Linked DNA regions of Homo sapiens: regions 1, 2 and 4 are each linked to region 3. Evidence: chromatin loops called from intact Hi-C (ENCODE). Cell type or tissue: heart left ventricle. All regions are shown on one strand. Region 1 overlaps RAC1 (Rac family small GTPase 1). Region 2 overlaps PMS2 (PMS1 homolog 2, mismatch repair system component). Region 3 overlaps DAGLB (diacylglycerol lipase beta). Region 4 has its middle 8.6 kb from the start of SMIM10L3.

Region 1 (2,500 bases), 50 kb before region 3:
TCCATGTTGGTCAGGCTCTTCTCGAATTCCTGACCTCAGGTGATCCGCCCGCCTTGGCCTCCCAAAGTGCTGGGATTACATGTGTGAGCCACCGAGCCCAGCCAACCTTTATCATTTTTAAAAAGGTCCCTTAGAGCCTTAGGCTCCACTTTCTTCCTCAGCTGCCACATCCAAACCATGGGTAAGCGATGCTTGATCTGCCTCCAAGTTCAAGCAGTCCAGGAAACAGCCCACTTATGTTCACTGTCCAGTCCCCATTCTTGGTCCAGGCCACCATGGATGGCTCCTGGACTGTAGCAACAGCTTCCATGTGTGTCTGCCTTGACTGAGTCCCTGGCGTCCTCAGGCTTCCTGCCACACTGCAGTTGGAGGCTTCTTCTAAAATCCAGTGCTTTCTGGGCAATTTAAAACCTGTGACTTTCCAAGTAGGATCTAGTCCCCATGTCCTTAACAAGAAGAGGTAACGTATTTCCCTATGCCACTGCCCACTTATTTTTTTATTGTTGAGATGGGATCGTGCTTTGTCACCTAGGCTGGGTGGAGTGGTGTGATCACAGCTCACTGCTGCCCTGAATTCCTGGGCTGAAGGGATCCTCTTGCTTCAGCCTCCTGAGTAGCTGGGACTACAGGCAAGAGCCACCACTTATTTTTGAATTTTTTGTGGAAACAAGGTCTCCCTATGTTGCCCAGGCTGGTCTTGAACTCCTGGGCTCAGCGATCCTCCCACCTCAGGCCCCTGTGCTGGGATTATAGCCTCCTGTGCTGGGATTACAGGCCTAAGCCACTGCACCAGGCTTTTATTTTTTAATTTAAAAAAATTTATTTTTTTGAGACAGGGTCTCACTTTGTCCCTCAGACTGGATGCACTGGTGCAATCTTGTTTCACTGCAGCCTTGACCTCCCTCCTGGGTTCAAGTGATCCTCGTGCCTCAGCCCCCCAAGTAGCTGAGACTACTGCTGCACACCGCCACACCCACCTAATTTTTGTATTTTTAGTAGAGAACGGGTTTCTCCATGTTGGCCCAGCTGGTCTTGAACTCCTGGGCTCAAGCGATCCACCCACCTCAGCCTCCCAAAGTGCTAGGATTACAGGCATGAGCCACCATGCCTGGCCTAAAAATATTTTTTTCAGCTCTAGAAATGTTAGCTCTTTTGCTGTACATTTCCAGAGCTGCTTTAATAATGACAGTTATCACACGCATAATTTCATGTGATGATTGCATTCTTAATTTTTAAATTTAACAACTGCACTTACTTCATGAGGTCTTGTTCATTGATACATCTTTAGCACCTAGTGTGCTTCTGGTGTAGCACACGGTTGATATAAATTGAAATTGAATTAATGCTCACAGTAGTTTGGGGATGGAGCTGGTAGTTCTGCATTAATTTTGCAGGTGAAAAAAAAAGGCATGAGGAAGTTGAAACTTGCCAAAAAATACAGCCAGTACGTGCTAGAATTGGCCCTGGGTCTCAAATCTGGGCTTCTGACTCCAAAGCTTAGGCTCCTGCTCATACAGGTTTATTTTCACATTCTAAGCTTTTAACGAAATGTATGTCCAATGAGTCATTTCTGTTTAGAAAGCCTTTAGGAGTTGGAAGCTACTTCCTGGTGATGTAATGTTTGACTCTCTAAAGTCTTTGGAATGGGGAGTTCCAACTTTTGTTAAGCCCTCAATAATGTCATGAGTGAATGAATATTGGCAAGACTGGCTGGGCCTGTAATCTGCCTTGAGTGTGAGGGAAAATGGAAAAGCGCTTAACTTTATGGTGAATTCTAATTTATAGTAGTTGAGATTGAACGACAAAAATCTTAAAATTATGATGCTGATGTGTCATTGTGACCTTGGTAAACTGACAGCACAGCAGAGAGAAGGGCTCATTAAGGAGAGCACTTGGCTAACTGAACCCTCAGGATGCCAGAGACTTGAATTCTCATGTAAGCCCTTAAGCTTGCCTTGTCAATGCTGTAAAAATTGGAGACCTTTATGTTTTGCTAATGATGTGGTGACCTTAGTTATTAGGTGATAGCCTCTTGAAAAACATTCCAGGTGGTTGGGAGACTTTCAGCCACCACTCTTCTGCCTGGCGGCACACTGGTAATATTAGGATTAGTCTCTACCCATTGCCAGTTGTGCAGGTGGTGCTCCTTTCTCTGAAGTATTTCTACACACTTCTCTGTTTGGCAAGTTTAACTCCCATCGTCTCTGAGCTGTTAATTAAATGTCTGGGATGTATTGTGATAGTCCCTGCTTATAGACTTATGGTGCTGTGTGAGGATTGGGGCTGGGGGAGGTGGCATTTAAATACAGCTGAATCAATGTGATGGCAGTTACGTGTGGTAGTTTATTGACTAAGCACTTTCTCTCAAGAGAACAGTCATTGCTGATTGCCATAGGGGAGGCTGTAGGGATGTGGTGGGATTTTGAGCTGTCCCACTTAAGGCAGCAGAATAAGTTACTTAAAGAGGAAGGCTGTGTTTGTATATTAGTGTTAATTAAAA
Region 2 (2,500 bases), 440 kb before region 3:
CCCTCCCCTTTCAAAACCTCCCGGGTAGGACGCTTATATCTCATGTCTTGGTAAAGCGCTTGCTTCACATGAGACCCACCCCAGGGATACCGGCATTTCCAGAAGAACACCACCTTCACATAAAGACATAAAGCTCCATGTTTACCATTTCAGGCATAAGCCAAAAGCAAGTGGAGGAAGAGTAAGAAATATAGATCTCAAGGCAACAAACAAACAAACAAAAAGAAATACAGATCTTAGGCTGGGTGTGGTGGCTCATGCCTGTAATTCCAGAGCCTTGAGAGGCCAAGGTGGGTGGATCACCTGAGGTCAGGAGTTCAAGACCAGCCTGGGCAACATGGCGAAACCCCGTCTCCACTAAAAATACAAAAAATCAGCCGGGCATGGTGGTGAACACCTGTAGTCCCAGCTTCTCGGAAGGCTGAGGCAGGAGTATCGCTTGAACCTGGGAGGCAGAGGTTGCAGGGAGGCAGAGGTTGCAGTGAGCCAAGATCACGGCACTGCACTGCAGCCTAGGCAACAAAGCAAGACTCCATCTCAAAGCTAAAAAAAAAAAAAATATATATATATATATATATATACACACAGATAGATAGATATCTTTACAGGACCAATCCTATTTATGGAAGTGTCTATTTTCTTATACGAAAAGTAATGACACTGAACTGCCTTCATCAGATGCCAGGAAAGTCAAAATCATTTAAAATGATAAAATAATTTACAAGTTAGTCTAACTAAACAGAGCCTTAAAGAAGACCTGCTCAACAGAAAACCACCTGAAATATACCACTTACTCAAAACATGGTTTGAATTAAGCAACTGACTCCTTTGTATAAATCATCTTTCTTAGCCACAGCATTGCTCACAGTTTTATAAAGGACATAAAAAACTATTATCCCTAGCCAGGCGTGGTGGCTCATGCCTGTAATCCCAGCACTTTGGGACACCAAGGTGGGCGGATCATCTGAGGTCAGGAGTTCGAGACCAGCCTGGCCAACATGGTGAAACCCCGTCTCTACTAAAAATACAAAATTAGCCGGGTGTGGTGGCACGTGCCTGTAATCCCAGCTACTCAGGAGGCTGAGGCAGGAGAATTGCTTGAACTCAGGAGGTAGAGGTTGCAGTGAGCCAAGATAGCACCATTGCACTCCAGCCTGGGCAACAAAGCAAGACTCCGTCTCAAGAAAAAAAAAAAAAGACACGAAACTATTAGCCTTAGAATCACTATCTTTAAAAAAAAAGCTCTCAGGATAAAATGTTCAATTGTAGTTCTCTTGCCAGCAATCTACTTACTAAAAAAGATTATGCAGAGCATCGGAACAGCTCAAACCGTACTCTTCACACACGGAGTCACTAGGGGGCAGCTGAACAAAAGGAATGAGGCTTTGCAACTGAAAAAAAAAAAAAAAAATTCACAGTTACTTCCTAATAAAGACAGAGTGGACTTAATCTGTTTTCTTTCTTAGTCAAGCTATTGACATTACAAGCGCAAAAAAAATTAAAAGAATCTTTTGTTTTGTTTTGTTTTTTGAGACAGGGTCTCCCTCTATTGCCCAGGCTGGAGTACAATGGCTCAATCATACCTCACTGCAATGTCAAACTCGTGGGTTCAAGCAATCCTCCTGCGTCAGCCTGTCGAGTGAGTAGCTGGGACTACAGGTGCACACCACCACACCTGGCTAATTTTTTAATTTTTTTGTAGAGATGGGATCTTGCCGTGTTATCCAAGCTGGTCTTAAATTCCTGGGCTCAAGCGATTCTCCCACCTCAAAATTGTTGGCCGGGTGGTTCAAACACATAATCCCAACAGTTTCCTCTCCCAGAGTGCTGGGATTACATGTGTGAGCCGTGGGAACAACAATTTTGATTTTATGATATAAGAAAGATGAAACAAGTACCTACTTATTCAGAACCCACACATTGCCCACAATAACTTATATTTTTTTCAGAGAGAGAGTGAAAAGACGCAGTATACGAGTGTCTCTGGAAGAATAAAATGAAACACATTCAGCTCTCAAACATCAATTTTTGTGATAGGTACTTTGTTTTTTTTTTTTTTTTTTTCCTGGGATGGTGTCTTGCTCTCTCGCCCAGGCTGCAGTGCAGTGGTGCAATCTCAGCTCACTGCAACCTCCATCTCCCGGGTTCCAGCGACTCTCCTGCCTCAGCCTCCTGAGTAGCTGGGATTACAGGTGCCTGCCACCACGAACAGATAATTTTTGTATTTTTAGTAGAGATGGGGTTTCACCATATTGATCAGGCTGGTCTCAAACTCCTGACCTCGTGATCCGCCCACCTCAGCCTCCCAAAGTGCTGGGATTACAGACGTGAGCCACTGCGCCGGGCCTTGTGATAGGCACTTTAAAAATCAATTCTTAATCTGGGCGCAGTGGCTCACGTCTGTAATCCCAGCACTTTGGGAGGCCGAGGCAGGCGGATCACTAGAGGTCAGGAGTTCGAGGCCAGTCTGGCCAACAAGATGAAACCCCATCTCTACTAA
Region 3 (2,500 bases):
TCCCTTCTGTGCTGCAATCATCTATTCAAACTGTCTTCCAAAAGTAGCATCGTCGATCATTTCCATCATGATACAAAGTGGTAAGAAGTCACTCACTATCTGATTCCAACCTCGATTCATGCCACTGCCTGTGCTTGGTATCTGCTCAACAGCAGCTGCAAATTATTCTCAAAGGGTACAGCGTCCGTTATGTGGTTCCTTACAGGCTAATCCAGCATTTTGACAGGGTAGTGAGTGGGTGTCAATACGAAGACATGTCCTATTGGGACACAGGGTCTGAGAAGGTGTGGCTCTTGCAGTTAACTGCTCCCTGGAGGGCTCATCACAGACAGAGGGTCTCCGGCCACCCCCCACACACCCAAAGACACCAGGTTCTCAAACGCGGTTTTATGGGAACAGAGGGACCGGCTCCATCAGAAGCATTTACTGAAACAGAAGAAACAGACCAAACCAGATCCCCTCGGCTTACTGAAAAGTAGGTTGAGAAAAGCTCTGCCGTACTCGAAAAAGCAACCCGAGTATGGTCGTCTTTCCCAATGCAACAGCACAAGAGCTTGATTCTGGTTTCCCACACGCTTGTAGCTGCTGTCTTGAGGCCATTAAGTAACTGGCTTGAATCATGACTATCCAGGTGGCTGGGGCCGGCAGAGGAATATGGAGCCATTTTCCCCCCAAGAGGGTCAAAGACAATGATAATGGAAACCACTGTGGCAGCGATGATGATCCAACTGCAAGACAGAGAGAGGAAAAGGCTCGGTGACTGCGGGCCCCAGCCCAGACGCAGATGTCCGGGGTCCCTCCTCCAGGTTCAGTTTCTGAGTCTCTACCACGGAGGGTTCTGTTACCGAGGAAGATGCAGCTCTCCTGGAACCTGCCTGAGGCAAGCAACTTTCTTCTAGAAAGTTCCTTATGAGGCTGGGCATGGTGGCTCACACCTGTAATCCCAGCACTTTGGGAGGCCGAGGCCGGCAGATCACGAGGTCAGGAGATCGAGACCAGCCTGGCCAACATAGTGAAACCCCGTCTCTACTAAAAACACAAAAATTAGCTGGGTGTGGTGGCACGTGCCTGTAGTCCCAGCTTCTGAGGAGGCTGAGGCAGGAGAATCGCTTGAACCAGAGAGTCGGAGATTGCAGTGAGCCGAGGAGGCGCCACTGCACTCCAGCCGGGCGACAGAGGGAGACTCCGTCTCAAAGAAAAAAAAAAAAAAGTTCCTTATGAATCAGTGGTTAACCCAGGCCCTGCCCTAACAGTAAAGGCCACAGAAGGAACAGGGAGGTGTCCGCTGGGCAGAGTTGCAGCCTGCGCCCGGATGCAGCGGGCACTTCTTCTCCATATGGCCCTGGGACCATGACATACGCCCTTCCCCTTCGGTGCCTCAGGGCTCTTCTCATGAAGGTATCACAGAGTACTCTGATAGGCCTCTCATCTATATGTTTAAATATTTCACACTGCAAGACGCCGGATTGAGGAGCACACGCAACCGGGAAATGCCCCTCCCGAAGGGGCTCTGCTGCCCCCTGGCGGTGTGACTCGAGAAACGCAGCAACAGCCCAGGTCTGATTCCTTATTTAGAACAGAGGGTGTTAAGGGGGCGGGACTGGATCATCTCTAAGATTTTTAGCCTAGAAAACACGAAAACCTTATTGTTCTAGAATATTATTCCCTGTCCCACTTCTGGACACCGTATCTCTTTTCATACCTTTAGTTTTAGTTTTTGCTCTGGTTTTGGTCTTTGGTTTTCTTCCGAATTCTTATAAGAGAAGGGTTAGGAATAAAAGACTTTAAGAAAAAAAGAAAAAAAAAAAAGAGAGAGAGACAGAAGGGAATGTAGAAAATAAAGAACCAGTAAGGAAAGAAATCTACATCAATACGTGCATAACGAAAGACGAGTTGTATTTCATGGACAAACAGTGTCTCTAAATTTTCATGAGTTACGCAGAAACTAACTCCAATTTCTAACTATTTGAGGAAGTCCGAGGGACGCTGGACTCTCTGTCATGTTAGAAGGGTTTGTTCACCTATGCCTCAAATCCACTGAAACTCAAAGAGAAGAAGGGAGATGTCACCTGACCACGACGGTTGCGATGATGCCGTTTACAACTGTCCTGTCGCACTGAACACCATCTGCCACCCAGGCAGCCCCCAGAGAGGCCCAGACCATCTCTGGAAAAAACAGCGCCAGGCGGATGTAAAGCAGCTTAGACATAGACTTCCGCGGTCCAGGGTTACAAATCGTTCCTGAAATACAAAAAACGTTCCGACTGCTCAGTTGCTTCCTCAGAGATGAAGAGCTTCCTTTTTGCAAAAATACAGCTTTTGCAGAGCATACATTTGTACTGTGCACACCCGCCTCCTGACTTTTTCTACTTATAATTGGTAATCAGCACCTAAGTCAGACAGCAAGTGAGAAAATGAGGATGGGAAACGTGACAAGAAGTCCTGGGCTCTTTTTTAAGATTTAGCAGGGATTAAAAACACTTCTGGGTTCTCACTGGGG
Region 4 (2,500 bases), 78 kb before region 3:
GGAGGCTGAGGCAGGAGAACGGCATGAACCCGGGAGGCGGAGCTTGCAGTGAGGCGAGATCACGCCACTGCACTCCAGCCTGGGCGACAGAGCGAGACTCTGTCTCAAAAAAAAAAAAAAAAAAAAAAAAAAAAAAAAAAAAAAAAAGGGAAGAGAAAGAGTGGAAGGGAACCCATGAATTTAAAAAGACTTGAGATGTAATTTTAAAAAGAGAGGAAGGCTTGAGAAATGTATCTGCCAAGTCCATCGTATGGACTTTATTTTTAAAAAGTTAACTGTAGGCTGGGTGTGGTGGCTCACACCTATAATCCCAGCACTTTGGGAGGCTGAAGTGAGAGGATCAACTGAGCCCAGGAGTTTGAGATCAGCCTAGACTACGTGGCAAAACCCCGTCTCTACCAAAAAGAAAAAAAACAATTAGGCTGGCCGCGATGGCTCATGCCTGTAATCCCAGCAGTTTGGGAGGCCGAGGTGGGGAGATCACCTGAGGTCAGGAGTTTGAGATGAGCCTGACCAACATGGTGAAACCCCATCTCTACTAAAAATACAAAAGTTAGCTGGGCGTGGTGGCGAGCGCCTGTAATCCCAGCTACTCAGGAGGCTGAGGCAGGAGAATCACTTGAACCTGGGAGGTGGAGGTTGCAGTGAGCTGAGATTGTGCCATTGCACTCCAGCCTGGGTGACAGAACAAAATCTTGTCTCAAAACAAAACAAAGGAAAGTCAACTGTGAATAAAAGCAGGGAGGAGAATTGGCAAAAATTGGAATTTGATGATTTTACGGAATTTTATTTATTTATTTATTTATTTATTTATTTATTTATTTTTGAGACGAAGTCTCTCGCTGTGTTACCAGGCTGGAGGGCAGTGGCACGATCTTGGCTCACTGCAACCTCCGCATCCTGGATTCAAGCAGTTCTCCTGCCTCAGCGTCCCAAGTAGCTGGGATTACAGGCACACACCACCACGCCCAGCTAATTTTTGTATTTTTAATAGAGACGGGGTTTCACCATTTGGCCAGGATGGTCTCGATCTCTTGACCTCGTGATCTGCCCACCTTGGCCTCCCAGAATGCTGGGATTACAGGCGTGAGCCACCGCCCCTGGCCTGGAATAATTTTTTTTTTTTTTTTGGTGCAATAATGGAATTACAGTTAAGTTTGTAAAAATAGTTTCTCTTTTAGAAATACATACTGAAGCCAGGCACCTGCCTGTAATCCTAGTACTTTGGGAGGCCGAGGCTGGCAAATCATGAGGTCAGGAGATTGAGACCATCGTGGCCAACAGAATGAAACTCCGTCTCTACTAAAAATACAAAAATTAGCTGGACGCGATGGCACATGCCTGTAGTCCCAACTACTCGGGAGGCTGAGGCAGGAGAATCGCTTGAACCCGGGAGGCGGAGGTTGCAGCGAGCCAAGATAGCGCCACTGCACTCCAGCCTGGCGAAAGAGCGAGACTCCGTCCCAAAAAAGAAATACATATTGAAATGTTTATAGCTGTTCTGTATGATATATGGAACTTACTTCCAAGTAATGACAATGTAGGAGAGTGGGTACAGATGACCCAAGATTACCCATAAATTGATAATTGTTAAATCAGATGACATATACATGGAGATTCACTACTATTCTGTCCATTTTTGCATACATTTGAAATTGTCCATAATTTATTTATTTATTTTTATTTTTTATTTATTTTTTTTTGAGACGGAGTCTCACTCTATCACCCAAGCTGGAGTGAAGTGGCACGATCTCGGCTCACTGCAAACTCCGCCTCCTGGATTCACACCATTCTCCTGCCTCAGTCTCCCCAGTAGCTGGGACTACAGGCGCCTGCCACCACGCCCGGCTAATTTTTTGTATTTTTAGTAGAGACGGGGTTTCGCCGTGTTAGCCAGGATGGTGTCAATCTCCTGACCTCGTGATCTGCCTGCCTCGGCCTCCCAAAGTGCTGGGATTACAAGCGTGAGCCACCATGCCTGGCCTGGGTCATACTATTATTTAAAAATGTTTCTAAACTGGGTGCAGTCACTTACACCTGTAGTCCCAGTACTTTGGGAGGCTGAGGCGGGAGGGGCGCTTGAGACCAGGAGTTTGAGACCAGCCTGGGCAACATGACAAGACCCCATCTGTAATAAAGATTATGAAAATTAAAAATAAATGTAAGAAGATTTTCTGTCCGTTTTCTCATTATCATATACAGGGTGAGCAGGTGCTGATTAAACTTCTATTGGAGCCGGGAGCAATGGCTCAAGACTATAATCCCAGCACTTTGGGAGGCCGAGGTGGGTGGATTACCCGCAGTCAGGAGCTCAAGACAAGCCTAGCCAACATGGTAAAACCCTGTCTCTACTAAAAATACAAAAAATTAGCTGGGCATGGTGGCACATGCCTGTAGTCCCAGCTACTCAGGAGGCTGAGGCAGGAGAATTGCTTGAACCCGGGAGGCAGAGGTTGCAGTGAGCAGAGATCGAGCCACTGCACTCCAGCCTGGGTGACAG

Evidence for each region. Peaks named below come from ENCODE experiments on the same cell type or tissue, not always from the same donor. Only the 100,000 strongest peaks of a DNase experiment are listed, where the experiment ranks them.
Region 1: a loop joins it to region 3, with 2.0 times the contacts of the local background. A loop is called at or near these places in 46 of 110 quality-filtered maps.
Region 2: it touches region 3 in a loop (4-fold over the local background); 36 of 110 quality-filtered maps call a loop at or near these places.
Region 4: a loop joins it to region 3, with 4 times the contacts of the local background. A loop is called at or near these places in 42 of 110 quality-filtered maps.

The regions. Positions count from the first base shown.
Region 1 is chr7:6,383,992-6,386,491 of GRCh38, forward strand. The region is part of intron 1 of RAC1 (Rac family small GTPase 1); the gene reads left to right. Among named protein-coding and RNA genes, the nearest start is that of RAC1, 11 kb to the left of the region's middle. In heart left ventricle, no CTCF peak of the experiment used is centred here; no DNase peak of the experiment used is centred here.
Region 2 is chr7:5,996,033-5,998,532 of GRCh38, forward strand. PMS2 (PMS1 homolog 2, mismatch repair system component) reads right to left here. Exons shown (of 15, transcript NM_000535.7): 7 at 1,294-1,391. Among named protein-coding and RNA genes, the nearest start is that of PMS2, 12 kb to the right of the region's middle. In heart left ventricle, a CTCF peak has its summit at 1,350 (motif pointing right); no DNase peak of the experiment used is centred here.
Region 3 is chr7:6,434,293-6,436,792 of GRCh38, forward strand. It overlaps DAGLB (diacylglycerol lipase beta), which reads right to left. Exons shown (of 15, transcript NM_139179.4): 3 at 2,070-2,241; 4 at 470-728. Among named protein-coding and RNA genes, the nearest start is that of DAGLB, 12 kb to the right of the region's middle. RefSeq lists an enhancer at 2,234-2,343. In heart left ventricle, a CTCF peak has its summit at 1,513 (motif pointing left); a DNase peak (open chromatin) is centred at 1,509; H3K4me3 peaks cover 335 bases; H3K27ac peaks cover 1,323 bases.
Region 4 is chr7:6,356,306-6,358,805 of GRCh38, forward strand. No RefSeq gene overlaps it. Among named protein-coding and RNA genes, the nearest start is that of SMIM10L3, 8.6 kb to the left of the region's middle. In heart left ventricle, no CTCF peak of the experiment used is centred here; no DNase peak of the experiment used is centred here.